2 separate regions of the Mus musculus genome follow, and region 2 is linked to region 1. A link is a loop called in an ENCODE intact Hi-C map of the cell type or tissue named here. Cell type or tissue: left cerebral cortex. All regions are shown on one strand. Each heading gives the region's core, and the rest is flanking DNA. Links, peaks and the distances in the headings are about the cores only. Region 1 overlaps Dusp16 (dual specificity phosphatase 16). Region 2 overlaps Borcs5 (BLOC-1 related complex subunit 5).

Region 1 (15,715 bases), core at 5,301-13,300:
TCACCTCAGAGAATAAACTAGGTTATTCTGAAGCCAAATATTCACAACTGTGGTCTGGGAACACCGATTTAGCTTTCCCCGAATGCCATATTTCAGTTTGGTAACAGCTTTATGAAGTTTTTATAGTGGTAAGACAAAGAAAATCATCTAGATTCTGCTACTTCCTTATTTTACTTAAGATGACAGTCTGCAGTTGTGTTTCCTTGCAGATGACACAAGTCCTTTCTTTTATTCATTCTTATAGCTAAACAGACTCTCCTCAGTGTCTATCCTGCACTGTACCAGCCATCTCTCGAGGAACATCTAGGCTGACTACTCTTTTGTAAACACATGGATTTACTTCTGGGCTCGTCCATTGGTTGATGTGTGTGTTTTGACTTCTCTAGCTTCATAGTACATCTTAGAGTCAGGTATGATAACACCTCTAGCTCTGTGCTTTCCTCTAGGGCTGCTCTGCTCAGGCTCCACTGTGGCTCAGTGAGGTTTTCGCAGCACTTTTCCTGTATCCATACAGAATGTCCCTGGTTACGATAGGACTTGATGTTTTTTTTTTTTTGTTTTTTTTTTTGTTTTTTTTTAAAGATTTATTTATTTATTTATTTATTTATAATATGTAACTACACTGAAGCTGTCTTCAGACACCCCAGAAGAAGGAATCAGATCTCGTTACGGATGGTTGTCAGCCACCATGTGGTTGCTGGGATTTGAACTCAGAACCTTCAGAAGAGCAGTCAGTGCTCTTAACCACTGAGCCATCTCACCAGCCCTCCTACCCCCTTTTTTTTTTTAACATTACTTGCCAATACTAATTGGTTTTCTGGATACAAGTCTATTAAATGTATGTGTTGTGGATATTTTTTGTATGTGGCTTGCCTTTTTCTTTTCTATTTTCTATCTACGTGTGGGGCACCATGGTGTGTGTATGGTGGTCCTTTGAAACATCCTGCTACCAGAGGCAGTGTGTGGAGTGGAGGACGAGGTCTGACGAGGTCTGACTGAACCCTGAGCTCCTGAGGGCAGCAGCATCGCCTTTTTACTGTGCTGATGTTGCAGAAAGCCTGGCACTGCAGAGACTCCTGTACACTGAGAGACTGCTGCCCTCTCAGGCAGGCACTGCTCTGGCCCACAAAGTCACCCGGGCCTCTAGTTTACCTTACCTGTAGTTCTCCCTGCGCTGCAGCAGAGCGGAGGAGACCTGAGGAGACAAAGCAGTCCATGAGCGTCACACTAGCAGTTGGCGACTGAGAAAAGTTCCAACTGAGGGGCCTTTCATGACTGACGGCCACCATAATGCACTAGAACACAGCAGGGCAAGGGGTTTCAAACGCAAGTTGTAGAGAATAGACAGTAGTTCACTGTTTATTGGAAAATCAAATTGTTTGTTTAAATAGTTGGGGCTTCTTGTGGAAGTTCCCGTAACCTAGTTACTCCAACTTTTCTCTTTCTGGGTCTGCCTGTGTTTCCTGGAACAGTGCAGCCTCACTAGTAGCCAGTGGAGCGTCATCTACTGTGTGCAGTGAGTGGTCTCGTTAGCAGCCAGTGGAGCGTCATGCTACTGTGCGCAGTGAGTGCTGTGGGTAGAAGGAGTCTGGGTTTGAGTGTCTCTGTCCGTGGGAGCCAGCATGGCACAGGGCATGTCCTAAGAGTCACTCCACTGGGCAGTATCCGCATGCCCAGCTGGACATGGGGCCATGAAGTGTGTGCATCGGAACAAACACTTTACAAGATGGTTGTAAAAGCACTGAGCTGCGTGTCAGGGCTGATGAGTTGATTGCCAGGCCCTTTCGCCATGGCCCACAGGAGCCTCTGAGGTCAGTTAGGTAAACTCCAATGTCTGGCTCATGTGTCTGTCACTGTGTGATTCAAGGATGGAGAGCAGGGGACCTCCCAGCAAGGTAGATAACGTGATGACTGGAGAAGACAGCAGAGTCTGAGCAGCTGGGTGAGCTGTGCTGGCTCTATCTTCCCTCCCAAGGGACTCAATGGGCCATGTTGGCAGGCCCTGACAGTGGCCAGCAGTGGCACTTAGCTGCCGGCACGCTGCTTCCTCAGGGCTGAGCAGTGCGTAGGCAGCTCCTCTGAAGATGCACCACTTCCATACTGAATCCCCTTTTGGGTGGACTGTAGTTTTGTTCTGGCCCTGCCACCCAGTCCTCTCTATCTCAAAGCTTTAAAGATCAGCTGAAGTACTAATGCTGTCTGTCTGTGTGTCTGTCCTGCCCCCCTTCCACCCCACCCCACCCCGTGTAAAAGTAGGATTGGCCTTGCTCTCATTTTTGTCAGAATTTTCTTCAGAGGCTCTACATGGTAAGACATCCTGGGCTCCAGCATGCAGCGGGAAAGGCACAGATAGGAAGGGAGAGGCTGGGGAGGAGGGAAACGGGAGACCACACGACAGCTGGAGTAATGTTTAGAAGCTTAGAGTGGAATGAGAGTCTCAAAAGTGTAAGTATGCCGGGCTTGGTGGTGCACGCCTTTAATCCCAGCACTAGGGAGGCAGAGGCAGGTGGATCTCTGAGTTCGAGGCCAGCCTGGTCTACAGAGTGAGTGCCAGGACAGCCAGGGCTACACAGAGAAACTCTGTCTCGAAAAACCAAAGGGAAAAAAAAAAACAAAACAAAACCAAAAGTATAAGTATATGGGAAGGGAAGGATACATGCGTAGATGTGGGGTCCTTGCAGAGGGGCACAGGCATGCAAAACACAGGAAGTGCCCTCTTTACCTGTGACAGATGTGCCCGGGAGAGAAAAGGGCCTTCGGGGCAGTGTACAGAGTTTAACATCATGTTGTAAGGCTCCCTCGTGGGCTGGAGGTGCAGTTGGCATGTTGGTCTGCCATAGGCGCTGTGCCTTCCCTGTAGTCCCCCGACTGATCACAGCATTACCAAGTCACTGGGTTAGCTATCTGTGTGTAATTCTGTCATTCCTACAACTCTGGTTATAGCTGTGAGTCCTTTGATGACAGAGACAGTCTAAGAACTGTGTGTGTAATTTCGTCATGGTGTGTGAAGTGCAAGCACGCACAGCTGTATGGTAAAGCCCGCTGCACACTTGGGTTGGGGGACAGTGCCTGTTCCTTCTAGGCTGCAGCCTGGACAGCATATTCTGGGACTGGTGGTGACATGGTGGCAAGGGTCTGTTCACTTCAACAGAGCCAAACATAAGTGCAGTGTAAGAGACAGGGAACTCTTCCACAGAGAGAGTCTCAGCAGGGAATGGGATGGGTAGCACACACTCCCAAGCAGTCCAGAATAGGCTGCAGTCGTCCTCGGGACGGCCACTGCCTCTCACACAGTCAGGTTCCTCTGCCTCCAGCAGCACACCTAGCCCTCCCAACACAGTTCCTCATGCTCTGGTGACCCCAGCCATAAGACTATTTCATTGCTGCTTCATAACAGTAACTTTGCTTCTGTTATGAATCCCCATGTAAATGTCTGAGAATCAGGAAATCTGAAAAACGACCCCTGTGAAGAGCTGGGTTGAGACCCACTGCCCGGGACAACAGGGTAAGCCGACTGTAATGTTTTGTCTGTTCACTTCCTGCAGATGGATCTGTCCGTGGAAACCCTCTTTTGCTTCATGCAGGAGCGCCAGAAAAGATACGCCAAGTATGCAGAGCAGATCCAGAAGGTGAATGAGATGTCGGCCATCCTGCGCCGCATCCAGATGGGCATAGACCAGACGGTGCCACTGATGGAGCGGCTGAACAGCATGCTGCCAGAGGCTGAGCGCCTGGAGCCCTTCAGCATGAAGCCTGAGCGGGAGCGGCACTAGCAGGCGCCTGCCTGCGCACACAGCTCCTCCAGCCTTCCCCTGGGCCCTGACGTTTGCCTAGATGTGTCTGACCCACATGGACTTCCCAGTGTGGTAGTTCTTGAGAACCGAAGTTGGGACAGTTGAATTTCCAGAAATCCTGTAAAGAACTTTGCATCAAGAGTTATTTTTATTTTGCTCCGATTGTTTGAATTAAAAGTGTAAGTAGTCTAGCTACTGCAGTGAAACTGTGGAGAAAATGCTAAGGACCTGTTCACTTTGGCGCCTCGTGAGACTTGACGCAGGCTCTCTGATCTGTGGCTGTAAACATAAGTGCTGACTGGCTCCAGCTACTGTTGCTATGCATTGGCCCCCATCACATCAAGGAGGTATCTGGCACTGTCTTCCTGCCCTGCCAGAACACCATCTTTTTGTTTTTCCGGTACCACGCCCCTTTTGTGGGTCACTGGAAACTGAAGACTGCCGTCATGCACTCATGAAGGTGTTTCCCATTAGAACCGCTTTTCCATTCAGAGCTCAGGCTTCTGCCAGCCTGGCAGACCTTGGCTTCCATAACAAGGTTTGCACTGACACTTGCTCCCACCCTCTCTCATGCGAGACCCTTGGCCCTCCACTGATGTGCCAGGAACACTAAAGAGGCGACGGAGCCTCTGCCCGCCCTGCCGACTGTAGGGCGTGAAGCTGGGGAAAGAGCTGCCCGTCACAGGACTGCTGTGGAAGGAAGAGACGCAATAAGTGCAGGGGACGGGCCCGAAGATAAGAGCTGGGTCTGAGGGGCTGTCAGGGCTGGGAGTCTACAGCCTCCCCTTCGTCCCTGTGTTCCTCCAGAATCCAGAGAGATTCTGTCAGGTGTTAGAAGAGCCTCGGTGTTTTTATAAGATTAAAATGAATCTGATTAATTTATTGTGTAGCAGCTAAACTTGATCTGATTCTAATCTCATTTTTTAGTTTTTAATTTTCTTTCTTAATTGTGACGGTGTATATGGTGTGTTCTGTGTGAGCAGGATTGTCACAGTGAGTGCATGCTTGGAGGTCAGAAGATAACTCTGTGGGGTTGGTTCTCTTTCCAGCTTTGTATGGATTCTGGGGATCGACCTAGGCATGCCTGACAAGCACCTTTACCCATTGAACAATCCTACCAGGCCCTAAAAGTACTGGTTCTTCATCAGATATTAACTTATAATGTTCTTAGAACTCAGATTAGGGTTAGGTAGCTGAGTGGCATGAATATTTGAAGTACAGGGAAGAAAAAGGTTAAATAGACATAAGGAAAAATAGTAATGTCTAAGCATTTCTCTTTATGGGGTTGGGGTTAAAACAGGATCCATGTGCTTCTAGCTGGCCTGGACCTCACTCCTTGGCTAAGCTGACCTTGTGGCTATTTCCCGCCTCTGGTCCCTCACTGCTGAGGTGAGAGGCACCACTTTACCGTCCCTACTGTGTCTAGGGTGTTCCCAGTGACTGAGTATATTAACGTTGAAGTGCCCAGGCTGGGCCGCCACTTTCTGGGCAGGCTCTTGGCCGTGCTGTGCCTCCCTTCTTGGGGGCTGCTTTCCTTCCTGGCGAGGGAGGAAGGCGGTAAGGTGCGCTGAGAGCTCTGGGGCACTGCAGCTGGGAGTGGCCATCATCTCACCTCTGTTGGTCTTACATTGACTGTAGTTTAGCCATTGCTAGAGCAACTTCCTGGGAGGTACAGTTTACAACAGATGTCCTGTAGCTCAGAAACTTATTAGATACCCCAAGGCCGTTGTCGAGCACGGCAGGGTGAAGGAAGGGGCACCTGCATTGGGTGTCACCCCCAGGTGGTTTTTCAGTGTCTCGTGTGTGCTCAGTTGTCAGATAATTAAGATTTTAGTTCCAGACTGAGCTCTGACTCGTTGCTCTTTCTTCCCTCAGTGTTTGTACTATTTTTGATTTCTCATACTGCTTAGTATTATTTCCACACAGTATTTTGTTATGTGGTGTGGCTAGATGAAGCCCATTTACATTCAGAAATAGTTTTCCCTTTTTTTTTTCTTCCGAGTTTGAAATGGGCAGAAAGTTGAACAGTAAGGCAGTGGGCGCTCATTTTTTTCACCTAGACTGGCAGGAGGCATTTTAAAAGCCACCACCACCATTGTCTTTCCTTGAGTTTCTGGGATATTAGGAACCCAGCTCTGTGCAGAGAGACCTGTTCATAAACCTTCAAAGAAAGAAGGGCCAGTTGTCTGCAGAGTTGTGTGAACAGGAATCAGGTGCCACCTCCAGCTCTCCTTGGCTTGGCGAATGTCAACCGCAGCCTGAGGCTGGCCTCTCCGGCCATCTCCTTACTTCCTAGCACGAGGGTTGTTTCAGGGAAGAAAGGTGGAGTAGACAGTTCTCTTTTCTAAGAAATTAGGCAGGCCAGAGCTTATTCTGATGGTCGTCCTAGTTTAACTCGTTGCTGTGCTGTGGGTGAGGTGGTCTCCTGGTCTCCTCTGGAGTGGGGCTGGGCATCAGACACATTCCTGTGAGACTTGGAAGAAGGGGCTGAAAGGAGGCACGGGCCAGGCCCTGTCCCACCCTGTCCACAACTGCTGGGGTTCTGCAGCCTGGGAGTTAGTGTCAGCTGCTTCTCTGAGCACTCATGGCACGTGGATGAAGGCTCCGCTGTGAGAAGCTGAGGGCTTCCGGAGTCCTTTCCCAAAGTGCTCCGAGAGCCGAGTGACACATCAGAACACCGTTATGCTGCCTCTCAGTATTCTATGGCATATCTGGCCAGCACAGGTTGTTATGGAATGAAGAAACAGCCTGGAGTTGTCAGAGAGTCCTGGAAGGAAGTTTCTCTCCTTGAGTTTTGGTAAATGCTTTTTATTTCCCTGGACCTCAGGACTAGTTTGAAGCTAATGTCCCCTCACAGGCCCATAAATATGAAAGGCCCAGTCCCCAGACAATGGTACTGTTGGAAAGAGGTGGAGCCTAAGAGATGGGGCCTGGTGGGAGTAAGTCAGGAATGCCCTTGAAGAGAGTAATCTCCCGTTTCCATCTACTGTCACGCCTGCGCTCTACCTCTAGTCATTTGTTTTTGTTCTTGAGATAAGGTTTCATGAACTCAATATTGAGCTGAGTTTGATCTTGGCTTTCTGATGTTCTAGTCTCTTTCTCCAAGTGCTATGGTAGCAGACAGATGCCACCACACCCAGCATGTGGAGGGCATCTGTACTCCTTCCTAGCCAGGAAGCTCCCAGGGTGTCCCTCCCTCCCTCCTCGCCTTGCTTTGTAAACCAGAGCCCCACTGTGCCTCTAAGAAGCTGTCTTGCTTCCCTGAGACGTGCTTATCTGTATTTAGGGACAAACAGAGCACTCTTACTACAGTGAAGGGCAGTTGCAGCTGGCCTTCGTTCTTGTTTTATATGCATGTGGGTTTTTTTATGGTTTTTATACATGTTGGGTGGTGGGTGTTAAAGCAAGTGATAATGAAGTCTGGTGGTGTACATTTCTAGTCCCAGTGATTAGAAGACTGAAGCAGGAAGATCATTGTAAATTCAAGGACATCTTGGGCTAAGCACTGAGTTCAAGGATAATCTAGACTACAGTGGAACCTGATATTCAAAACAAAAACAATAACAAAACAACACACATACACACAAAGCTATTATACTAACTTAGGGCACTGTTTTAGATTTCATTGTTTGCTGGCTACTTTTATGTCAATTTGGCACAGTCCTTTTCAAAGAGGGAACTTCAATTGAGAAAATGCTTCCACTCCATTAACCTGTAGACAAGTACATTTTCTGGACTGATGATTGATGTGGGGAGGGCTCAGCTCACTCACTGTGGGCAGTACCAACCCTGGGTCCTGTGTTCAATAAGAGAACGAGCCAGTAAGCAGCACTCCCTTATGGCCCCTGCATCAGCTCCTGCCTTCAGGGCTCTGCCTTGTTTTGAGTTCCTACCCTCAGTGGTAGACTGAGTGTAAGGCAAAAAATTCCTTTCCTCTTCAGCTTGCTTTTGGTCATGGTGTTTTATCACAGGAACAGAAAGCCCAAGACATATCTTTGTTTCCCTCAAAGTTGTATCATTAGTAATTATATATATATTCATGTATATGCACATATACTTGCCTTCTTTTAGCAGTTAATTTGGAATATAAAATATACTGTGAATCTAGATACCTAGCCACACTGTGTGCAGAGTAAATCTTTGATGAAATGAGTGTCAGGAACACCTTAGGCTGGAGCAGAGGAATGGTCTCATTTTGTGGTGTCTGGTTCAAGTGCTAGGGAATCCCACCCAGGGCCTTGCATGCCAGGTAAGCACTCTGCCACTGAGCGACATTCCCAGCAGCAGTCTCAGTGGAGTCTTTCTGCCTCTCCTCCCCTCCCCCCCCCTCGTGTGTGTGTGTGTGTGTGTGTGTGTGTGTGTGTGTGTGTGTGTGTGTGTGAGTGTGTTTCACACAGTGTTGTGGAATTGGTTATTTTCTTCCATCTTGACATGGGTTCTAGTGATCTTGAAAACAGGCTGCCAGGTTTGTATGGCACACACCTTTACCCACTGAGCTATCTCACAGGGCCATGGTTTCCTTTAGAGCCATTCTGTCAGCCTTGTAGTGACAACTGCGTTATTTGACCTCTTTAGTGTGTACATCTGGTTAAATTGGTGAGGCTAAGTTTCTCATATGATCAAATGTCACTAAGGTATATATAACATGGGGAACAGTTTCTTTCCATTGAAATGGGGTCTCATTAAGTAGTCAGGCCTCCTTACCCACTGTGTAGCCACAGATAACCATAAACTCCTGCAGTCTCTACCTTTATACCCCGAGTGCTGGGATTCCCACCATTCACCATGTCTGGTTTATACAGTGCTAGGGATCAAATTCAGTGCCTCATGAATATGAGGTAAGCACTGTACCACCTGAGCCTCATTTCAGCTTCTGAGAACCTGTTTAAAGGCCACCCTCCTGTTTTCCCTTAAGGACTATGGAATTGTTTGTGGTAGGTGCACAGGCAGGCAGCTGTCTTTGTGTGTCCTGAAGTCAGGAAGGTAGGAATGCTTCCTCAGTGTGTGCTTGGCATAGGGAACACAGACTGGCATCTGTCTCTGCTCCATGTGAATGACACATGGATGGATCAGCTGCCACCTCCACTCCAAATGGTTAAAACTGTCACTTGTGGTCCTGTGACAGTGTGGTTCCCACCGAGGGTGGGATCTGCAAGGAGAAGCCACGTCTCACACTTACGTACAAATAGGTACCAGTTCTGATTTTATTTCATCATATTAACATACGTGACACTTGAGAATGAGAGATGCACAAGTGAACCATTCAACAGCTTGCCTTTTACTCAAGGACACGATATTCATATTAAACATTTATATAGTCTTTCCACTCTAACTTTATAAACGGCCTGAACGGTTTCCAGCATTTCTCACAGAGTCCATTTTGTACCATCCCAGTAGACTTCACAGACTTCCCTGTGCTTACGTGAGGAGACCTAACCACCACCACCCACAATGTGCCTCAGAGGCAGCCCTTTCAGCATGGTAGTCGTGATTCCAAGAACTGATACGACATTAGTGACGAAGGACTGACAGCTGTAGTGTATGACTGTCAGCCACACAGTCCAGAGAGCACTTCTCTACAGGACATCTGGCATTAGGTAACGCACTGCCCGAAGCTACTGAAGCCAAGTCCCCAGTCTTCTGGAACATACTTCATGTTGGAGCCGTTGTTTTCATTCTTAAATAAATTACATCTTACCGGTGTGACCAGATTTTAAGAAGGTGGATTGTTACATACTTAAGTGTGTGTACACAATGTATCAAAATTTACTGTGAAGCTTTGAGAACTTTAGACATTTTGATATATATCTAAGAAGATTGCTGAACAGAATCTCCAAGAGTGGCAACGTGCTCCCTGTGCAGTATCTGCTCTACCTTCACCTTATGCCCACACACAGCTTATCTGTACAGACCCAGTCTGTTCACGAGGCCCCTAATCCTCCTCACAATCAAGCCTGTCAGCTTCCAACCACCGTCACTCTATGCTGGTTTCAGCAATCAGTATAGGAAACAGTAAGTCACATCCTAGCCAAAGGACCATCCATTTCACTAACAGAAAAACCTGAGATATGAGTCAGCCCCTAGCTACACTTACAGTAAAGAACAATGACAACATCTACCCCACACCCACACCCTGCTGACGTGAGTGAATTAAGGCCGTAAGGAGGACCGTACTCTAGAGGATACAACTCAAGCCAGGAAGTTTAAGGGCAGATATGGACTATCGTGTACACACTTCTTGTTCTTATCTCCTATCCTCAGCTGCCAGGATTGAGTCTACACAGTGATTGTATGTCAGGGACCAAGACACCACTGTGGTCCTTCCCTCTGATATGCCCCTTCCCTGGAAAGCATGCTGGGATAGCTTTGGAAAAGAGCTTTCCTGTATTCAAAACTAAACAAAATTCAACAACGCCCTCTTAACCTTTCTAGTATGTTTTATTCTGACTAGTTCTTGCTTACCAAAGCCCATGGTTAAGTTTGGAAGTTTAAGAAGATTCTAGAAATATTACCCTCGTTGCATACCATAGAGAAAAAAAGCCAAGGAAATCCATTTCCTGCTTCAGGTTTTACCTTCCCAAGTCTTGCCATAGTTTTATTCCAGGACACGAAACAGAAGTGAGAACCTGAGGTTCTGTCGGTCTGCTACCAAGCCCAGTGATTCATGCTTATCTCTAAACCAGGTCTGTGGCCAAGTGAAGAAGTAACAATCCCACTAAAGAGAATTCTTATGTTACAGGGAGGGAGGGAGGGAGGGAGACTGTTCAGTGTTCCATCCCTGGCTTAAGTCTCTAAGCTATCTGACTGCCCAATCTCTGGCGAAGCTAAACTCTAGTTGGTTTCCCCTCTTCATTCAAGCTGACAGGAGGGTTACATGGGCAACAGGCCCACTGGGATTTTGTGCATAGTCTGGAAAGTGACAAGTTACCTACTTATTCACAATGCCTAGAAAATGGTCTACTAGACATGGTAGTGGTGATGGCCCCAAATGTCTTGTCTGAGGTACTGGATTGGTTATAAGTAGATCTAGGCAAGGCTCCTAAATAGTTCATCCAGCAGAATGATGTCCGTATCCTTCAGCTGTCAATCAAGTTTGGGTTTATTACGCAGCTTAAGACAGGATCATTTCCCTTGGAGTTACCATTAGAGGGAGGGTCTTCCCACCTGACCCACAGCTGGCTCAGTCTTAGCGCTAAGGTGCACTAGGGAAGGGCCTGGACAGAGATGAGTTCTGAGACCTCTGTTGCACGTGAAAATGGGAGGGATTTTGCCCTCTAACATTAAAAACAAACAACATACAAACAAACAAAACCCTTGCTTTTGTAGGAACAAGAAGATGTGCAATTCACTGAACCAAATCTCTTCTCCTGGCTGGGAGAATTCTAACATCTACCCTTCCAATCTTTTCTGAGAGTTAGCTATTCTCAGTGCAGGTGCTGAGAGAACAACTGTGTTGATCCATCTGTTGCTTTTATACCGTAGCTCTATATTCCAAAAATATATATGTATGTACATATACATATTTCAGATTTACAGGGACTATTTTTTGTGAACAGGAAACAAAACTGTCAACAGAAGCGACGAGGTCTTCTCAAGAGACCTCGATGATCTCCATGCTGCCGGAGAAGCTGGACTGGCTGCCCACCTTGCCCAGCTCCTCCCTGGACCTGTTCTCCGACATAATGCTCTCTCCAAATTCCATTTGGCAGCTTCTGCGTTTAAACTGCTTTTCAAAGGGGCTCTCTTCATGCCAGCTCCGCCTCGAGTCAGCTCTGTCAGTAGGCTTCTGCCGCCTACGAACAGAATAGATTTGGTCACTGCAAGTGGGCAGCTGGCCACAGCTGTAGGCAGAGTAACTGCTGTTGCCTCCATAGATGGCTGAAGCAGAGTACAAGTGTGAAGGCTCCGTAGCAAAATACCAACTGCTGGTCAGGGAGGGGGCAGAGGACTGGGGAGCCAGAATATCTGAGTGCCAGCCCTTGAGGCCAAGCCCTGCAGACTTGGTGAGGTGTTGCTGGCTGGTGGAAAGGCCAAAAAGGAAGTTGGTATGGTAATTGTCCTCTACACTCCCGCTCCGATGCAGTGGCGAGAAGAAGGGCCTCTGGGTGGACCCACTACTGCCGGTTCTCACTGAGTGCAAGCGTGTGACCTGGCTCTCAGAAGGCCTGGGAGGTTGGGGCTGCTTGGGGATGTGGGCCTCCTCCTTATCCGGGCTGGTCTCTGGACTCTGTTCTGATACCTCCTGAACGGGGGAGAACTGGCAGAGCTTGTTGGTCCCATCCAGTGTGGCAGAAGGTTTGTAGTAGTCTAAAGCCTCCTCTGACGAGAAGCCGTGTAGGGACGCGGCCATACTGGCTGAATATGAAACAGATTTGATATCGAGAGAGAAGGAACGCTTGAGCTTAGTGCTGTCTTCCAGCTTCTCTGAGGACAGCTGGAGCCCACTGAGCGCCTGTACCAGCGGACTGTCCTCTAAGAGTGACGGCTGTAAGCTGGGCACACTTGCAGGATGCACAAGCCTTTGCCCTGATGCCTCCGAGGTCGAGTTGGCACAGGGTGGACTGAGAGACAGTGCACTCTTCCATCCGCCCTCTGAGGCTGCAGGCACGGGCTCACTGGGTTTGTCTAGGTGCAGCAGCTTCAGTTTGCTCTTTGGCCCTGACATTCCAGTCTGGTTATTAATCGTCTTCTCATAGTCCATGAGTTGGCCCATAAAATTAAAATTCGGAGATATAGTAGGTCTTTTTTCTTTCACAAATCTATAGAGAGGACAAAGCAAAACCCCTGAGTTTTACAACTGCACTTTGTCTTGAAGCTAGTAAGAGAACGTGGGACGGGACACTACTCCACCTTCTCAGGGTGCTGGAAGAGAACTCACGTACAATTCCAGCACTGAGGTGGAGAACACCTTATCAGGGTGCTGTGGCATGGTGGGTGCCCGCTAGAGGGGATTCTCTAGGCTCCTTGTTTCCAAGAAGCCAAGGCTTCCTGTGCAGTTGATAAGAGGATTCTGCTGAACCCAGGAAATGCCCTGCTCCCTGCCACACCCAGCAGCACAGCAAGGCTAAGCCCCTCATCAGCTTCAGCATCCCAGGATTCCCTCTCCAACGTCCATACTCACTCACATCTCAAGACTTCCCATAAGGAGACGGATGGCACCAGATGGCACAGTGTCAGAGCACCCAGTTCTGGATTTCTTTTTATATTCACAATGTTAGAAAAATCCGTTACAAAGTGACCTCTGGATGCTAAGCACTGTGCTGCTGGACTGAATTACTCAGTCCTTAACCTGCTTCATCTATATCAGGCGCAAAGTCCTTAAGTTCACTCAACAATGAAGCGGGATTCAAACCTTGGACTAATGAGTGTCTAAATCCATCTTGAAAACTCACACAGTAAAACTGTAATGGGATATAAGAATGTGAGCCTTCCCACCTGACTTCAACCTAAGCAGAAGGACACAGGGACATAGCCTAATTGGAGAGAAGCATTGTACAAAGAGGACCGATCTACCTACCCCTCCCGGCACCCAGGAAGACAGACTGCCTAAGCAGCTCGTGTCATTGTTCCAGAATTTACATTCTGAGAAACTCAAATATCAAAAGAAGCTAACATGGTGCATGCATCTATATTCTTATTCTTTTTCTTATGTGACACAACCACTTCTTGTCAACAGAGCATACAACAGAGGCATAAGAGAGAACTCAGTCTCATTTGTCACCAAAGAAGACACAAGTCCTCAGCAATCCTGCCACTTTTTGTCCTTTCCTGAGATAGAAGGAGAGGGCAGCCTAGGCAAAACTACTACCTGTAAAATCTGGCCAACTAGACAGGACGGCAGTTTTCCTCAGATTTTATCCACGAGTGTACCTGGCTTTTCCATCTCTGCAGTCCAGTCCAGCAGAGCAGCCTCTGTGGCCTTGTCAATCAGAAAAGGTCATGCTTCTCTATTGAGGGAAAGGATAAGCTTTCCTGGTCTGTTACTAAAAAGAGCCGAGGAGGGACTCCACATGTTAGAAGAATGAAAGCTAAGCAGAGCCAACTCTTCCTCAGTCTCTGCAAGGCCATGAGTCACCAGGAACCTGTGATGTGTGTGACCAAAATCAGCTTTGTCTACGTTCGTCTGGTCACCCACCTTCCTACCTCTTTCTGTTTCAGGGAAAATGAAAGCAAGTCCCATAAGCCGTGCTCCTGTCCTTACCTGTAAGCCTCATCTAGAGACATGTCCATCCTCTTCATGATGTAGGCAATAGCAATAGTGGCGGAGCGAGAGATCCCAGCTAAGCAGTGGATAAGCACACAGCCATTGGAGGCTTTTGCTTTCTCTGTGGGAGCAAATTTAAGAAAAGTCACTAGGGATTTTTTCAGCAAGGGAATCTTGCACTGGCCATTACTCTGAGTGTTACTGTCGGTGTCTTCACCTGAAACTTCAAAGCAGATCTTACCTACATAGCCTCCTAGTTATCCTTTATTGTTTACAGGGGGAAGGGGAAGGGTAGTTCTCTCACTAGTAACATATCATGAGCCATTAAGGTTTAAAGGGATTATTAATAAGCAATGAATGGGTTACTACCTCAGATTGCTGGGCTCTTATTTCAATTTTTTTTTTTTTTTGCCATGTAATGCATGTGTAAGAATGCAAGTAGAGGGAAGCCAGAGGTCTACCTCGGTTGTCACTCCCCAGGTATGACAAAGTGCCTCACGAGCTTGGAGCTCACCAAGTAGACTAAGGTAGTGGGCTGGGGCAGCCTCCTGTCTCTGCCTCCCCAGTACTGGATTACAAGCGAGCACCACCAAACCCATCATTTTTACATGAATTCTGGGAATCAAACTCCGGTCCTCACGCTTGGACAGGAAGCACCTAAAGGCTGACTGTCTGCCCAGCTATTTGCTTAACTCGAAAACATGTCCATGCTAGAGCAGAGTTCTCTAATAGGAAGCAAGAGTTTGAGACTTGTGGACACCATTAGGAGCAAGCCAGGGAGATCCAGGGGGCGCTGCCCTCTCTGCTGCTGAGGAGCTTCAGCGCGCACATGGAGGAGCAGATGACAGCCCAGACAGCCTACAAGCAACACCATTGTAAGCAAGTCCACGACAGACTCTACCCTCAACTACGACACATGTGCCCAGCTTAAAGTTGTTGTCATGGAGCCAAATCTATCCTTTTCATTTGTGTTATAGTCAAAACTCAGGTTAAGATCATTTTGGTTTTGTCTTTTGTTTTTCCAAACAGGGTTTCTCAGGGTAGCCCTGGCTGTCCTGGAATTCACTCTGTAGATCAAACTGGCCTCAAACTCAAGACATTCACCTGCCTCTGCCTCCCGAGTGCTGGGAATAATGTGTGGACTACCACCAGACAAGGTTAACATTCTTAAAAATTATCAGAATACAAGGAACCTGCACTGCATACTGAACAATACAGAGCTGCTCCAACCTCGCAGCCTGTGATACAGACTTCTAGTAAATGTAGTTTATTACTCATTGCATACTAAATAATTTAAGAGTAATCAGCAAGCAGCATTTCTGTTAGACAAGGGAGCCAAACAGGAAAGAGTGAACACAATCCACACTGACACACAGGGCAGGCTAACACACAAAGCACACAGCCTACACATACTCATAGTATGCTGACATCAACTGCCCACATTATTACCTTCTACTCAGTAGTCTGTCTCTCTTTTCATTGGCTGAAAGGCTCAAAGCAATTCTGATTTTATGTCCCAACATTATACTGTCCCTGTTATTTGGCTCTTCTCCAACTTTGGTCCTCTTGGTGTGTATGCATGAGTGTGTGTGTGTGTGGACCCCAGCCCCTAGCTGGAAGCTGGGAGCTGCTCCAAATCCTGATGAGAAGCAGGACTGGAAGGCTGGGGAGAAGAGCGTGCAGAGCACCGCCTGTCGCTGGAAAAGTTCCACATCCG
Region 2 (15,715 bases), core at 3,521-11,520, 50 kb before region 1:
GGAGTCAGTCACATCCTAGATTTAGAACTCTGCTGTCTAAAATATTTATTCATCCATCTAGACAAATGTATTTATTCTTTTTGTTCACAGCTATCTTTAGGCTAGAGATACAAAAGCAGAACCACGGTTATGGCCCACGAAGAGTCCCTGGTGTAAAAAACAAGGGGGTGGGAGGGCCTGTCATGGCAGCACATGGTAAGGGCTCACAGATGTGGGGAACCTAAGGGAAGACAAGCTATTCTGAGACGTAAAGGTTGCCGAGAATGAGAAGAGTGTGGAAGAACCTCTGGTCATCTTGCGAGTGTGGACTGAGCACGCCTTATTCTAAATGCCTTGGGATATTAATGTTTTAGGTTTGGGGTATTTTCATAGGCTTTAGGTGTTTTGAAATCTGAAACTTCTGAGCACTGACACCGAGTTCAAAAAGTTTCACATTTTAGAGCATTTCAGGTTTTTGAAGAAAGGATGCTCAATATATAACGTCTTTGGGTAGGAGGGGGTTCAAGACAGGGTTTCTCTGTGTAGTCCTAGCTGTCTCAGAACTTGCTGTGTAGACCAGGCTGGCCTTAAACTCAGAGATCTGCCTCCTCTGCTTCTCAAGTGCTGGAAATAAAGACATGTGTGATCACTGTCTGGTGCAATCTGAAATTATTTCCAAAATGTTTAACAGGTTACCAGGTGAAACTTAAAAACTGCTGGTGGTCAGGCCCTGGCTTCAGAGTCACTTTCAGGGACTGGGATATAAGGAGTGTGTTACACTAGCATTTTAAGTGACCTTGAATGGGTGCATGGGCCATGTATTGGATAAACTAATTTGAAGATGGTAAATTTGAATTCTACTTATTGTCACAAAATTTAGATTATTCAGTAATGATTTTAGTGATGATTGCTTTGTGGAGCTAGGGGTTCCTCAGGCTTACTCAGCAAGTGCTGTAGCACAGAGCTGCTTTCGTTCCTCAGCCCCAGACGGTTTTTGTTTTTGTTTTTTTTCCTTTTTGCTTGTTTGTTTTTTAAAGGCGTGTGATTTTGGAAACTTGCTATTGGACTTTGGGTCTTTGGGATCAGTCTCAAGTCTTCAGGTTTGGAGGCCGGTATCCTAACCCTCTGAGCCATCTAAAAGTGACAACACTTTTGCCACTAGATGTCACTAGAATAAAACAGCTGGCTGCGGAAGTGTCTGTACCCTGTGCCCAGTGTTAGGAACATGGGCTCCCGAGCATCTGGATCTCCGTTTAGAACCAGGTCACAGCTCATTTCAAATGCAAGTTAGCTGGAAAGCATACATGTTCTGTGACATGACAGTCATCTGTAATTGCCTCCTTTAGTGTTTAGCAAGACAGGAAAGGAAAAAACGTCTGACCAGAGGAAACTCTAGCGTGACCTTACATTGTGTATGTAGGAAACTCTTTTCAGTTTATCACTGTGCTCAAAGAAATAATTGTGTTTATTGGAGGCATTTTAAATATCTGTCTGCTGGTGAGTGGATAAGTAAAATACCACATGTCCAGGAAATGGAATAAAAATCCTACTTAGCACTAGAAAGAAACTAGTGGATGAGCTGGAAACCACAATTGCGTGGATTCAGGAGAGCCAGCCCAAACTGGGAGACCCTGTCAGCAGGATGGGAGGAAAATAGGTTGGATGCAATGATCTAAGTAGAAATCAAGAGGTGAGAAGACCTAAGTGAAATGATCTTCATTTTGCAGGTTATCCTTGGTCCTGCCTTGAGTCTGGGTAACATTGAACCTGAGTTTCTGGTTACTGGGTGTAGATGGAGCCATTTATTTTGTTTATTGTCAGTTCTTTGATAAGTTTCATACATGTATATGATGTATTCTCTTAATTCCTCTCTGTACCCTCTCATCCCCCTCTCATCCCTATGAACCCCCACACCTTGTCTCTTTCCATGTGGTTGCTGGGAATTGAACTCAGGACCTTCAGAAGAGCAGTCAGTGCTCTTAACCACTGAGCCATCTCTCCAGCTCCCAATACTGAACTATTTCTTGTGTTTAACATCTAAAGTTATTTTGTTTTTGTTTTCTTGAGACAGGCTCTTATGTAGCCCAGGCTTACCTTGAACTCACTGTGTAGCCATCCACCTCCAAAGTGCTGGGATTTCAGACACGCACCATCATACCTCATTCTGTGTGGTGCTAGGACTCAGTCTCAGGCCTTCATGCATGCTAGACAACACTGTCTCGAATGAACCTCATCCCTGCTCAGAGGATCACAGGTTCAAGGCCAGCCTGCACTACAGAGTAAGACCTTGTCTCACCCCACTTCCAAATTTCTCTCTTCAAATACTATCTTTATCACTGTTTAATTTCAGTTTGGTTGAATAAATTTTGATTTTCTTTTTTCATTTCCCCTTTTCTGGGTGCTTCAGGGTTATGCCTTTTTATTGTCTTGTTTTTAATCTTTACTGGGGCCTTTAAACTTTTACATTAAGATTTAAGCCATGGTTATCCGAGGCTCTCAGTACACATCTCCTCCTCCTTATTTGAGATAGCCTTGTAGGGCATGCTGCTCCCACTTCTGGCCCCTGGATCTCCCGAGAGCACACGCCAGGTTCTTTGTATCTTTTGTGCTTGCTGTCACACAGTCTTCCTGTGTGCTGTAAATGCACTCTATCTGACTGTTCCTGCCTTTTGCTTTAGGTCGGGTGTTGGCAAACATTTTCTTTAAAGGCGTGGTGGTAGTTTAGGCTTTGCAGGTTCTCTGGCCCTTGTTATAAGAGCAACCACAGGTGATGGATGAAAGAATGAGCGTGACTGTATTCCTATGTAACCTGACTTATAACAGCCCAAAGGAGTAAGATTCGGCCTTTGGACCATGCTTTGTTGACTCCCACTTCAAACGCTCAGTGAGTTGGTGATTAGCCATTCCCAGAGACTCCCCTTTCCTTAGGTAGGTCCAGGTTTCTGTTTGCCATCCTGCTCCTCCCTAGAGGACTTCCCTTAGCATTTCTTGCAGTGTAGGTCTGCTAGTAATAAGACTCTTGCCCTTGTTTATTTTTCTGAAAAAGTCTTTATTTCTCTCTAGTTTGTTCATAACTATACTCTATGAAGGAAATATTTACTTTTACTTTATGTACATGCATGTGTGTGCATCACAAGCACACAGTGCCCAAAGAATCTAGAAGAGGCCATCATATTTCCAATGTTTTAGTTAGGGTTTCGTTGCTGTGAAGAGACATCATGACCAAGGCAATGCTTATAAAAGAAAACATTTAACTGGAGTTGGCTTACAGGTTCAGAGGTTTAGTCCATTATCATCATGGTAGGAAGCATGGTAGCATCCAAGGAGATATGGTGCTGGAGAAGGAGCTGAGAGTTCTACATCTTGATCTGTAGACACTAGGAGACTGTGTGGCAACACTGGTTATAGCTTGAGCATAGGAGACCTCAAAGCTCACCCCCATAGTGACACTCTTTCTCCAACAAGGCCACACCTCCAAATAGTACTATTCTCAATGATGAAGCATTGAAACACATGAGTCTAGTAGGCCATTCCTATGAAACCATCACACCCTAGAAGTGGCCTTACAAATGGTTGTGAGTTAACATGTGGGGCTGGGAACAGAATTTGGGTCTTTTAAGCAGACAGTGCTCTTAACTGCTAAGCCATCTCTCCAGCCCTCTCCTTAGGATTTTATTTTATTTTATTTTATCTTATTTTATTTTATTTATATGAGTACATTGCAGCTATCTTGAGACACAGTAGAAGAAGGCATCGGATCTCATTACAGATGGTTGTGAACCACCATGTGGATGCTGGGAATTGAACTCAGGGCCTTGAAGAACAGTCAGTGCTCGTAATTGCTGAATCATCCTCAGTTTTAAAAAATGGTTCTTGTTTTTGTTCTTTCTGTATCTCTATTCTTTGTCTTACTTCAACAAATTTTCCTTTAATTCTTTTTAAAGTAAGATATAGTTTAAACACCACACAGTGCACCTGTCTTATTATGTAGTTCTGAGAATGTTGATGGATCCATACCATTGTGTTAGCATCCTCATAACCACAGTATATAGTAATCCCTCCATTCCTCAGAACTTGTGCTGTGCACCTTTGTGGTCAGTTTCATCCCTTACCTGTGTGCCCACCGCCATTGCTCTGCTCCCTGATCCTGGAGTTTACCTTTCCCAGTGCTGTATAGAACCATGCGGCACGCATCCTTTAGAGTCTGTTTCTTTTTCCACTTAGAGTAATGCAATCAAGAGTTATTCATACTATCAAGAGCTTGCTCCCTTTCATTCCTGGTGTTTGATTTTATGTATGTATCATAGTTTGAATATTTTTTAGTTGGAGAAAATTTGGAATGTTTCAAATATTTGACAGTTATAAACAAAGACACTGTAATAGCAGTTTTATGGAAGTTACAATGTATGTCAAGATGGCTTTTAAAAATATTAAATGAAGCTGGCTATGGAAGCACATGACTTTAGTTTCAGTAATTGGGAGGAAGAGGCAGGCAGATCTCTGAGTCTGAGGCCTGCCTGGGCGATAGAGTGAGTTCTAAGACAGACAGAACTATACAAAGAAACTGTGTCTCAAAACAAAAACAAACACAAAGAAACAAAAAACTCAAACACAAATTTAATGAACCAGTGTACATTGAACAAGGACTATCTGAACATTCAGGTTCATAATATTCTGCAAGCATTATTAAGACTTCCAAAATAGAAATGCCTTTTATTCTCATAAGGTAAAAAATTATAGAGTAGTTGTTTTCTGGGCTGAGGTGGTTCCTTGAGTGACATGATTTTTGTGTCACTCAGGCCTCTGATTGCAAACCTACATGCATTCCATGTTGGTCTGTCTAGAGTTTGACCTATGCAACTGAGCACCTACTCCAAGTGCAATCTGGGTCCTCTGTGTCTTTCCACAGGCTGGACCTTTTTTATATGCATGCTATATTCCTTTCAGTATAGCTCAAGTTAAAGTTTCTCAGTAGCACATTCCCTTGAGTCCTGTAAAACCCTAAAGTATTTTCACATGCTTTGACTTTAAGCCACACCTCCCCACCATCTGGTTTTCCAGATAGTTTTCAGATTGCTAGTATAAGATAAATATTGTTTGACCCCATTGTGAAGTTATGTTTCTGTATTGTTGAAGCTTTTTGCTTTTTCTATTTCTATAATTTTTACAACTAGCATCCTAAGTGGAAAATTTCAGATGACCTTAAAATGCTTAACAGGGCAGAATCCAAATGTAAAGGCTATAGGAGATCACATAATACTATTCTTGACAGAGCAAGAACTCTTTCTGTCTGGTAAGTTTTGAAATTACCTAGGTTTACCTTAGGATTTTAAGAGGATATTGCTAATGTTATGTGCAACAAGTGACAGATAATGCTGCTTATTTATTGACAGTTTTTGTTTGGTTTTGAGACAGTCTAAAAGGCTTCATGTGCACTGTGTAGCTCAGGATGACTTCCAATGCCCTACCCTCTTGTCTTTACCTCCATGCTGGAACTTAGGCATGGGCCATGATGCCCCACTTACAGGTTTCTGGGGCTCTAACCCAGGTCCTTGTATATGAGGCAAGCATTCTATCAATGAAGTATATCTTCAGCCCCTTGTTCTGGTTTTCTTTCCTTTTGAGAACAGTCTTACATAGTCTAGGCTAGCCTCAAACTCACTAAATAGCTGAGACTGGCCTTCAGCTCCTGGGATTATATGCCTGGGATTATATGCCTGGGATTATATGCCGTCATACCTCATGAAAACTTAAGATCATGATTATTTGTTTTCTGCAGTGTTGGAGATTGAACCCGGTTTGTGCAAGACAAGCAAGTGCTTTACATCTGCGCTCTCTCCCTGGCTCCCAAGAGACTCATTAGTATTTTATTATCAGCACTGTGCTTATCTGCATACCATCAATGCAGAGTTTATTATGATAGCCTATTCCTTACTATTTTATATATTTATTACTAGTACAGTGCTTAATTAAAATACAGGGATTTTTTTTCCTGAGACTTTAAGCTACTGTGTACCATACCAGTTAAACACAATGACAATAACCAGGAGATAAAAAACACACAATTGAAAACAGTAAAACTTTTATTTTAAGACCTGGCCTAACCCTCAAATAAGAAAAATAATAGTGTCAAGGCTGCCAGTTACTTAGACTGTGTGACATCAACAAAGAGGAATGGTTGGCTGTGGATAGTTAATATCCAGCACAAAAGCAGTGTATCTGTAAACAAAGTAAAGTAAATCTAATAATGACACCCACTGTTGGTTTTGGATGTGATCATTGACCAGTGATAGATAAGCCTATCAGTAAACCCACCTGGTCAGACGGTACCTCATAATTCTACAGTAAGGGAAAGCAGGACAAAGGGTTAATAATTAATGAAAGTGACCACACGCATGAGGAGGATACACACAAGAACAGGGAAGAGCCATTTGAGACTGCTCTGAGTACCAGCAGGGAGGGCTAATATCAGCACTGGCCAGATAGCTGTTATTACCCTGCAGTGCTTCCCGGCAGCATCTAGGAAAGACTGAAACACAGTCTCAGGCAGCGCCACACAGTAAGGGCGTTATATGGAAACAGGACAAAGAGTTTCTAGATAGGAGCGTAACTCTTCGGTTAGCAGTGGGTAAAAGTCAGTCCTCTCCCAGCTTGCCATCAGTTCTGGCAAGGCACTATATTCCTGAGGTTTATTTATTTTGGCCTGTGTTCATCCCTATTTTGATTTTGGTAACACACACCTGAGCCTCAGTCATTTCAGTTTAGGGATAAAGTATAGGTTGTTGAGGCAAATTCTGTGAATTCAGTTAAAAAGCATATAGAAAGATATCTATCTCTGGCCAAAGTACTCTCTCAGACATGTATATTTATACATGAACACTTATAGACAGACATACATGTATGGTATGTGTATATGTACATATATGGGTGTATATGTGTATGTGGGTGTGCTTAACCAGGCAACTTTGTGTGGAAAATAGAGGTTCACTTTAGGGTCTTTCCTCAGTCACTGTTCCACCTTATTTTTCATTCTTATTTATTTATTTATTTGGTGTGTGTGTGTATGTGTGTGTGTGTGTGTGTGTGTGTGTGTGTGTGTGTGTGTGTGTGTGTGTGTGCAGGTATGTATAGAAGCCAGGGGAGGACGTCTGGTAGGTATCCTGGTCTACTGCTGTCTTCATTATTACCTAAGACATGGTCTCTCACTGAACCTGGAGCTAGATTAGACATGGTCTCTCACTGAACCTGGAGCTAGATTGGCACCAGCAAGTCATAGTGATTCCCCTGTCTCCATCCCCCACACTGCTGGGGCATAGGCACAGCCATGCTCATGCCCAGCTCTTGCTCTGTTTTGTTGTTTTATTTATTTTTTTAAGATTTATTTATTAATATACATAAGTACACTGTAGCTGACTTCATCTGCACCAGAAGAGGGCGTCAGATCTCTTTATGGGTGGTTGTGAACCACCATGTGGTTGCTGGGATTTGAACTCAGGACCTTCGGGAGAGCAGTCAGCACTCTTACCCGTTGAGCCATCTCGCCAGCCCTTGTTTTATTTTTTAACATGCGTTCCAAACTCAGGGTTCTCATGCTTGTACAGGAAGTGTTCTAACCCACTAGCCGTCTCCCAGCCTGTCACCTTATTTATTTTATTTGAGATAAAGCCTCTTACTGAACTACACTTGACGTTTTCGCTAGCCCGGTAGGATAGCAAACTCCCAGAGCTTCCTGCGTCCACACACTGTGCTGGCTTACAAGCTTGTGCTGCTGTAGCCAACCTTTTTTTGGTTGTTTTTTAATGTGGGTTATGGTCCTCATATATATGCAGAAAGTACTTTACCCACCCAGCCATTTCCCTGACCCTCACAAATAAATATATTCTAATGTGCATTTATAGAGTTTTTTCCTTTGGTGCAGGTGAACCCCTTCCAGGGCTTTCTATATGCTAAGCACATACACTTGGCTTCACACCTCTAATTATTTGGTTTTGTTGGTGTTTTGCTACTTGATTGGCTGCTGATGTTTCTGAAAGAGTCTTTCTATGTAATCCAGGCTGGATTCGAACTCACTGTGTAGCCCACGTGCTTTGACCTTGCAGTGATCTTGCCTCAACCTCTCAAATACTGAGGTTAAAGGCATGTAGCACCATGTCTGCTCTGCAGTTCTGTATGTTTTGCTGAAATCTTCATCAACCCTAGTTCTAGCAGTGTGTGTAACCCTTAGAGTGTGTGGTTGCTGCTGTATTTGGGCACAGATCTGAAAATGTCTAGTGATCATTTCATCTCCCCCCCCCCCCGGCCCCGGCCCCATTGCTTTTAACTATCTTGAGCTCCAGAGCAAACTAGCAGCCACCTCCTGCCTTTATGTCTTGCAAGCCTTTACTCCTGTACTGCACTAGAAGTTTTTGTCTTTTTTTGAGACAGGGTCTTACTAAAGCCCTGAAACTCACTATGTAGACCAGGCTGTCCACCTGCCTCTGTCTCGAATCAAAGAGGTGTGCTGCTACTCCCAGCACTAGACCTGACCTTTAATGCCTCAGCCTGCGAGAATAGAAGCTTTTCTTAGCTCACATCCTTCATCACCCTTCTTACCTTCCCAAGATTGCTAATGACACAGTTAAATAAATCACAGAAGAGAAAAGGGGAGGATATATGACGTGGCTGATGTGACTGTGCAAGGAGCATGCTAAAGTCTGTCCTAAGTGTACAGGGAAGAGAGTGTACCATGGGCAAGTAGAAAGCCGTAGTGTGAGTGAGTGAGTGAGTGAGTGAGTGAGTGAGTGAGTGAGTGAGGAGACACTGCTGAGGCGGTGGGTGAAAGCCGTAGTGTGAGTGAGTGGGTGAGTGAGTGAGTGAGTGAGTGAGTGGGTGGGTGAGGAGACACTGCTGAGGCGGTGGGTGAAAGCCGTAGTGTGAGTGAGTGAGTGAGTGAGTGAGTGAGTGAGTGAGTGAGTGAGTGAATGGGTGAGGAGACACTGCTGAGGCGGTGGGTGAAAGCTGTAGTGTGAGTGAGTGGGTGAGTGGGTGAGTGAGTGAGTGAGTGAGTGAATGGGTGAGGAGACACTGCTGAGGCGGTGGGTGTGAGGATGATTAGGAAAGGAGACTGTGCGGCCAGAGCAAAGGCAGTGGTAAGGCCCAGTCAGGGCCTAGCTCTGTAACACCTCCTTCGCATCCATATTTTCTGCCACAGAGAAAGATCATTCACTGAAAATGATAGGACACGAGTCGCTAAACCCCCAGACTTTTGGAAGAAATATAGCAAGCTGGTGAAAGGTCTCTGCTTTTGTTCCCATGGTGTTCCTCCTCCCGGGTTCCCCACCCCTACTCACCCCTCCTCTTCAGGGCACTGGAAGGACTCGGGAGTAGAATTATTCAACTGTGGTCTTTAATAAACTGTGGGGTATGGGAGGTGCCAGAAGCTTCCACAAGGAAAAGAGGATGCTAAAGAAGGGGGATGATCCAAGAGGACCTCGCCACAGCTTCCACGCATCAGCTTCAACTCTTCCTGCCTTCTGAGCCTGCTCCCTTTCCAAGACAGTGTCTCTAATTACTTGTGTCCTTTGCAAGCTAACAAATTCCAAAGTAAGCCTGTAAAAATCAGATGTACAGGGGTCTGACCTTGACTTCTGCCTTGTTCTCTCCCATGCCAGTTGACTTACTACTACCTAAAGAACCCTGGACGTACTATTCACTCACTGAGGATTTGTTTCCACATATAAATCACATTTTTATACTGGATGTGGGTGCCTGCTATTATGGTTTTGTTTGTTGCAACAGGAAAGAGGATACCTTTAAAGCTGTGGGATTTTGCGGGGGTGCGGGGGGCAGGGGTTGCTGGAAAGATGGCTCAGAGGTTAAGAGGACCTACTGTTCTATCATGAGGACCAGAGATCTGATCCCATACCCCAATCAGGTGATACTGGATAAATTATCTACATGGATGGATGGATGCCAGGAATAAGGGTCAAAAATGGTCTCAGTAGACTCGAAAGATGGGCTAAAGCCACAGTAACATTTAACAGCAGTATATCAAGTTATACATTTAAATTAAAAATAAACAGTTGTCCATGGATATGGTACAAATGTCAATGACAATTCAGTGTGGGTTTTTATGGGTCTCAAGTTTAGAAAAATGGTATTCATAGGCACGGTATTTGGCTCCAATGACTGCTGGAGGCTCCTCAGGATAAAGACAGGAATTTGAAGGCAATTGCCTTTAAATTACAACTGCTATTATGGTTTTATTGTTGCAACAGGAAACATGACATTGGCACTTTGAAAGCTGTGGGATTGGGGGGGCAGGCAGAGAGGGGGTGCTGGAGAGATATCCCGGAGGTTAAGAGGACTTACTGTTTTATCATGAGGACCAGAGATCTGACCCTAGTACCCACATCAGGCAGCTTATAACTGCCTGTAACTCCAACTTCAAGGGATCCAATGTATTTCTACCCTTCACTAGCATTTGCATGTAGTCTCACACAGATGTACACATAGATAAAAATAAGTCTTTAAAAAAGTCTGTATTTTTGGGTAATTACTGGGGCAGTGGTCTGAGATGGACAACCCAGTTAGGTAGTCACTGTAGTTTTCTAATGATACACTGATCAAAGTCATGGCTGAGTTAGGGCCGGTAGAAGAGCAAATCTGAGTTGTCTCAAAGAAGAGAGGAGGGTGAGAACTGAAAGCAGAGGGCAGTATGCCTGACTGGGGAGGCAGGATAATGGCCGAACTGAAAGCAGATTAATTTCTTAAACTGGCTCCTCTGAACCACAGCTAGGAGTCATATCAGTGATGGAGGCTGAATGGCATGGCCTAGCCCCTGGGAGTGTTTCTCTGGTCATGAGTGAACTTTCAATGACGTGGGAGTATTTTTGGAAAGGGAGGGCAGCAGATATCTTTCAGATTTAATGGTTTTCTGAGTCAATTTTGCACTGGTGGTAGTCTTCCAGTCATGGCACACACTCTGTGCTGGTGTACTTAGCACACAAGTAATGATGTATGCAGTGCTCTTGGAAAGGAGTAGGGGTTATGAAATCGTTATACTATTATTTTACTGTTTGTGCCAAGGAGCGATCCATCTGGGGTTCTGTTCTCTAGACCCAGAGTGAATACTAATAGGAATTTATGGCACTCTTGTTGGAAATTTCTACTCTCATTTAGAAGCCATTAACAATTGTGTTGATAAAATAATGTTTTAAATGGAGCATATGAAACCCATGCTTAGCAGCTGTACCCTTCCAGAACACTAGCTTATAAAGTACTCCTCGGAGGAGCCTGTGGGTGGGATGAAGTCACCTGAGTAATTTTCTGTAATTATAACCTTCAGAGCTGCTTCCTTTGTCTTTTTCAGGTTAACTTTAAACAAACTCAGCAGCCGCAGCATTGCAGCAACCTATGATTTTCTTTTTCTCTACAAACGTGTGTGTGTGTGTGTGTATGTGTGTGTGTTTCATTGTCAGGGATGGAACCCAGGATCTCTTGCATGCTAGTCAAGTGCTGTATCTCTAAGCTGCACCACATCCTGGAATTTTGTTAAATCGTCACAGTTACAGAGGAAGATAGATTTTTTTTTAAATTCTTGTTCCTTCTTTAGTTTACTTCAATTTATATTTATGAGAAATGTTGGAACTCACAAACAGTGAGCTAGCTATCTGCTTGAAGATTACTGAGCTCAGAATGGCACCTCTCCAATCACTGCTAGGTAGGATTTGGATCTGAGTGAATTCATTCCTACAACATGCCCCTGAGAGCCCCAGAAGGAAATGTTAGTGCCGTGCCCTGTCACAGTTCCATGGTTGGGTTCCTTGTGCGCATCCCAGAATACGACAGTGTCAGGCAAAGCGTAGATGATGCTTAGACTGTGAATGGTGCCTTCCCAGCCCTGCGGTCAAGTCAGGGCGTGGGGCCTCGGAGACCTAGCAAAGGAGGAGCTGAGCCTGACACAGTCTGCTGCTCCCATCACGGCTGGCCACTTAGACACCAGAACCACAGTCCCTAGTCAGCTCTTTAAACTTTATATTACTTAATGTGTAGAGTAAAATGTTGGCCTTCAAAAGCATTTAAACGGTGCCTTGCTGAAGTATATAGCAGAAAGTAGTTATAATACATGGTTGCTATTCTTACCTTTTCTTTTTTCCCTCCCATAAGTAACAAATGATCTAGAATAGTCTGGGGCTTACTTTTTTATTTTTCTTTTATCTTTTTGGATCATCTATTAGCTCTTTCTTACAATGATGAAACAGAAATATCTTTTGTGGGGTGTAAACATGATCAAGTCGGGCTGGCGAGGTGGCTCAGTGATTAAGAGCACTGACTGCTATTCCCGAGGTCCTGAGTTCAAATCCCAGCAACCACATGGTGGCTTACAACCATCTGTAATGAGATCTGACGCCCTCTTCCGGTGTGTCTGAAGACAACTACAGTGTAATTACATATAATAAAAAATAAATCTTTAAAAAAAATGATCAAGTCATCTTGTTATGTTACCCTTTCTAGTAACTTAGGGGCAATGTTTTAGCTTGCTGAGACTGCCTGGAAAGTTCTTTGTGCACACGTATAGGGCCTTGTGTCAGAGAAATGTTTCAGAAGATCTGCAAATAGATCAAGAACATAGGGAAGGCAAACAGAAGGAAGTTAGTCATCTTTGTTGCTTCAGAACTGAGCAAACGTTTTGGGAGAGCGAAGTTCCTGCTGGACATCACTGAATAAGAATGAGTTGATGTCACAGTTGGCCAGAAGCAACTTTTTTTTTTCCTTTTTTTCTTTTTTGTCATACAAAGAGTACAGCAGGATGGGGAGGAGAGAGTGAAGACAAGGGGAAAAGAATTGTAGGGGAAATGAACTGGAGAAGGAATGTAAGAATGGCTCACTTGTTGTGAGTAGCATTGCTATGTATAAAAGCTGTGCTTTTCTTATCAGGAGGAGTCCGCCTTACAGGAGCTGGGAGCAGGGATGTTTCCTGGCTCCTCTCCAGGCTCAGAGGGCCACTGTGTGCTGATCCCTGAAGAGGGCTGTGGAATTATGTTGATTTAGTGTCAAGGAGGAATGGCCCCTGTTGCTTCTTTGTCTCAAAATAGTCCTACAATCATGATGAGTGAAGAAGTGCATAAGACACGGGGCCGTGGAACTCAGAATAGTCGTTTTAGCAGTCAACCTTGGAGAAAAGGCCACTGCCTCTGCCTCTGCCCCTGCCCCTGCCCCTGCCCCTGCCCCTGCCCCTGCCCCTGCCCCTGCTCCCCCCAATCCTAGGCAAATTTGTTGGAAATTGGAATTTGTTGGAACCTGGGTGGCCAGGTTTAGGTAACTAATTGTCCATATTTCTAAAAACTCGGCAGTGTCAAGATTGGCCAAATTCAGGTTGGAATCACCTGAAGCTAGCTAAGTGAATATCTAAGTGAAGCTCTCTAAGGTCCAGGCTTAGAGGAGGAGGGGTTGCAGACACCACTGGTGTCTTGGGTGTACTACTCTTCGTTGTGTGTGCACTGTGCTGTTTGGAGTGTTGAACTTTTCTACTCACTAAATTCCAGTAGTGACCTCAGTTTTGTGACAGTTAAGAGAGGCCATAATTTTTTAGAATTTTCTCTAGGGCTAGGAGAGGCTGAAACAGCCTATCTCACCAAACAGTCCAGTTTTGTTTGTTTGTTTGTTTTTAATCATTTATTTAAAGATCATGGGACATCTTAGTGAACTGTGTACTTGCAGTGTAGCATAGCTTTCATTTGGAATGGATTTTATTTCTGAAAACTGGATAAAATACTTTGGAAAAATAGATGCAGGGGGTGGGGGTTGGAGGGAGACATTGTCAGGAAATAGAGGAAGAGGCACAAGGCTTCTTAAGTGGGCCATTGGTTCCCAAACGGTACCAGCTGTCTAGTCTTGTGGTGCTTCCTCTACATCCTGAGAGGCAGGAGGTAAGCAGCTCACGGTGGAGACAAGGGGTTGGAGGAAACAAGAGATGGAGGCCTGGGGAAGAGGCAGGCATGAGAAAGTGCCTGAGATTGGTATGCAAAGATGAGAGACAGAGACAGTGAGAGGTGGGAACAAAATCTAGAGATCTCCTGTGCTGTGAAGCGTAGAACAGTGTGCTTCTGGAACTCTTTAGTTCAGAAGGCCACAGTTTGGAGCGTCTAAGAGAGAAGCACTCTGAGATAATGATTCTATTTACAGATGTTCACATGCATGTTGGATGTTCACATGTATGTTGACAGTATTTATTGATGCATATCAGAATACAGTATCTCATGCCCCTTTGCAGGTGCCAGCTCATAAGCCATGTGCCATGTGTCTTCCTAGATGTACACTGTGCCTTTTGCATCTGTTGTGGCTTCTAGGTCTCAGCAACCATTTACCCCCAGGTTTCCCCAAGTCTGACTCAGAGAGTCATAGTTTTCCACTGATCTGGACTTTCTGAAAGTAAAGCAATGTGTTATTGGAAAAGCTATGCACAAACACTAGCCAAACATTAGCTTCAAACTTGCCAGATGAAATGTTATTAAATAAGATGCACAAATAAAGGAAACATTTATGAAATATGAGCAAGTCTCCTTAATCTTTGTTATCAGCTACAACTTATAACCTTGGCTTTGCACTAAGGCCTAATTGAGCCTAAGAATAGTTCTTAGACTGCTTCCCCAGAGATCATTCGGTTCTACAGATAGACCTTCAGTTGCATGCCTAGCACTGGATTTTAAGACTTTGGCCAGTAGTCATCCTAGCAGCCTTTCTTCAAGTGAAAGTTTTATTTATGTCATAGACTGTTTCTCTGAGTGCCTACTGTGTCACCATTTCTAATTGTCTACCCTTGTAAACTCTTACCACAACTAGAAATTACCTGGTCAACCACATGACCAAAGAAAGTTTGTAGTTAATTTCCAAATGCTGCCTGGGGCTGAGGGTAAGGTGTACCAAACCCTTTTGGGAAAAAGCACCATGGTTTGCATCAACTTTGTAGAGGGCTCTTATATCCCCAAGAGTTTAAAGACTCCTGCTGTGGAGAGACAGCCTTGTCCTCAGCAGAGATTGCTGCAGTAGAGATCACTAATGCTTATAGGATTATTTAGAATGTCTCTTTATAGTATCTTGGCATATAGAAGTTAACTGCTTTCTATTCATTCATCTTTATCAGATCTTAACAATTGGACATATTTGTTTCAGATCTTTTGTCCCTTCAAGGAAAAGAAAAATAAACTTAGATCTCTCATCCCATGTGTAATGGCTAATTTTTATTGTCAGCTTGAGTAGTCTCTAGGAGACTCTTAGGGGTACATATTTCTAATCCTAATCATTAGGAGTTAGAGGCAGGATCAGGAGAGTTCAAGGCTAATCTTAGCTACATAGCAAGTTTGAGGTCAGCTTGTGGTACACGAGGTACTCTCGCAAAAATAAACAGTATAAGTAAAGAATTAATTAATGTCTAGGACATTAGTGACAACTTTCAGTTGTGTCTGTGCATGTGTCCAGAGAGGAGAAGGGGAAGGACCTGCCCTGAGTGTGGACACCAACATCCCATGGGCGTGGCCTGGACTGGGTGAAAATAGGGGAAGTAGTAAAGGCAGTAGAGTACCAGTGTTCATCGCTCTGCATCCCGCTGTGTAGACACGTGAGGAGGTAGCTGCCACACATCCTGCTGTGTAGACATGTGAGGAGGTAGCTGCCACACATCCCGCTGTGTAGACACGTGAGGAGGTAGCTGCCACACATCCTGCTGTGTAGACATGTGAGGAGGTAGCTGCCACAC

The links. Peaks named below come from ENCODE experiments on the same cell type or tissue, not always from the same donor. Only the 100,000 strongest peaks of a DNase experiment are listed, where the experiment ranks them.
Region 2: it touches region 1 in a loop (2.1-fold over the local background); 6 of 42 quality-filtered maps call a loop at or near these places.

Annotation. Positions count from the first base shown.
Region 1 is chr6:134,706,499-134,722,213 of GRCm38, forward strand. It overlaps Dusp16 (dual specificity phosphatase 16), which reads right to left. Exons shown (of 7, transcript NM_130447.3): 6 at 13,996-14,119; 7 at 8,970-12,553. The coding sequence ends at 11,386. Borcs5 (BLOC-1 related complex subunit 5) reads left to right here. Exons shown (of 4, transcript NM_026371.3): 4 at 3,546-4,686. The coding sequence ends at 3,773. Among named protein-coding and RNA genes, the nearest start is that of Gm36328, 40 kb to the right of the region's middle. In left cerebral cortex, for the core only: no CTCF peak of the experiment used is centred there; DNase peaks (open chromatin) are centred at 9,893, 11,260 and 11,593; H3K27ac peaks cover 589 bases.
Region 2 is chr6:134,658,393-134,674,107 of GRCm38, forward strand. The region is part of intron 2 of Borcs5 (BLOC-1 related complex subunit 5); the gene reads left to right. Among named protein-coding and RNA genes, the nearest start is that of Borcs5, 25 kb to the left of the region's middle. In left cerebral cortex, for the core only: a CTCF peak has its summit at 7,369 (motif pointing right); no DNase peak of the experiment used is centred there.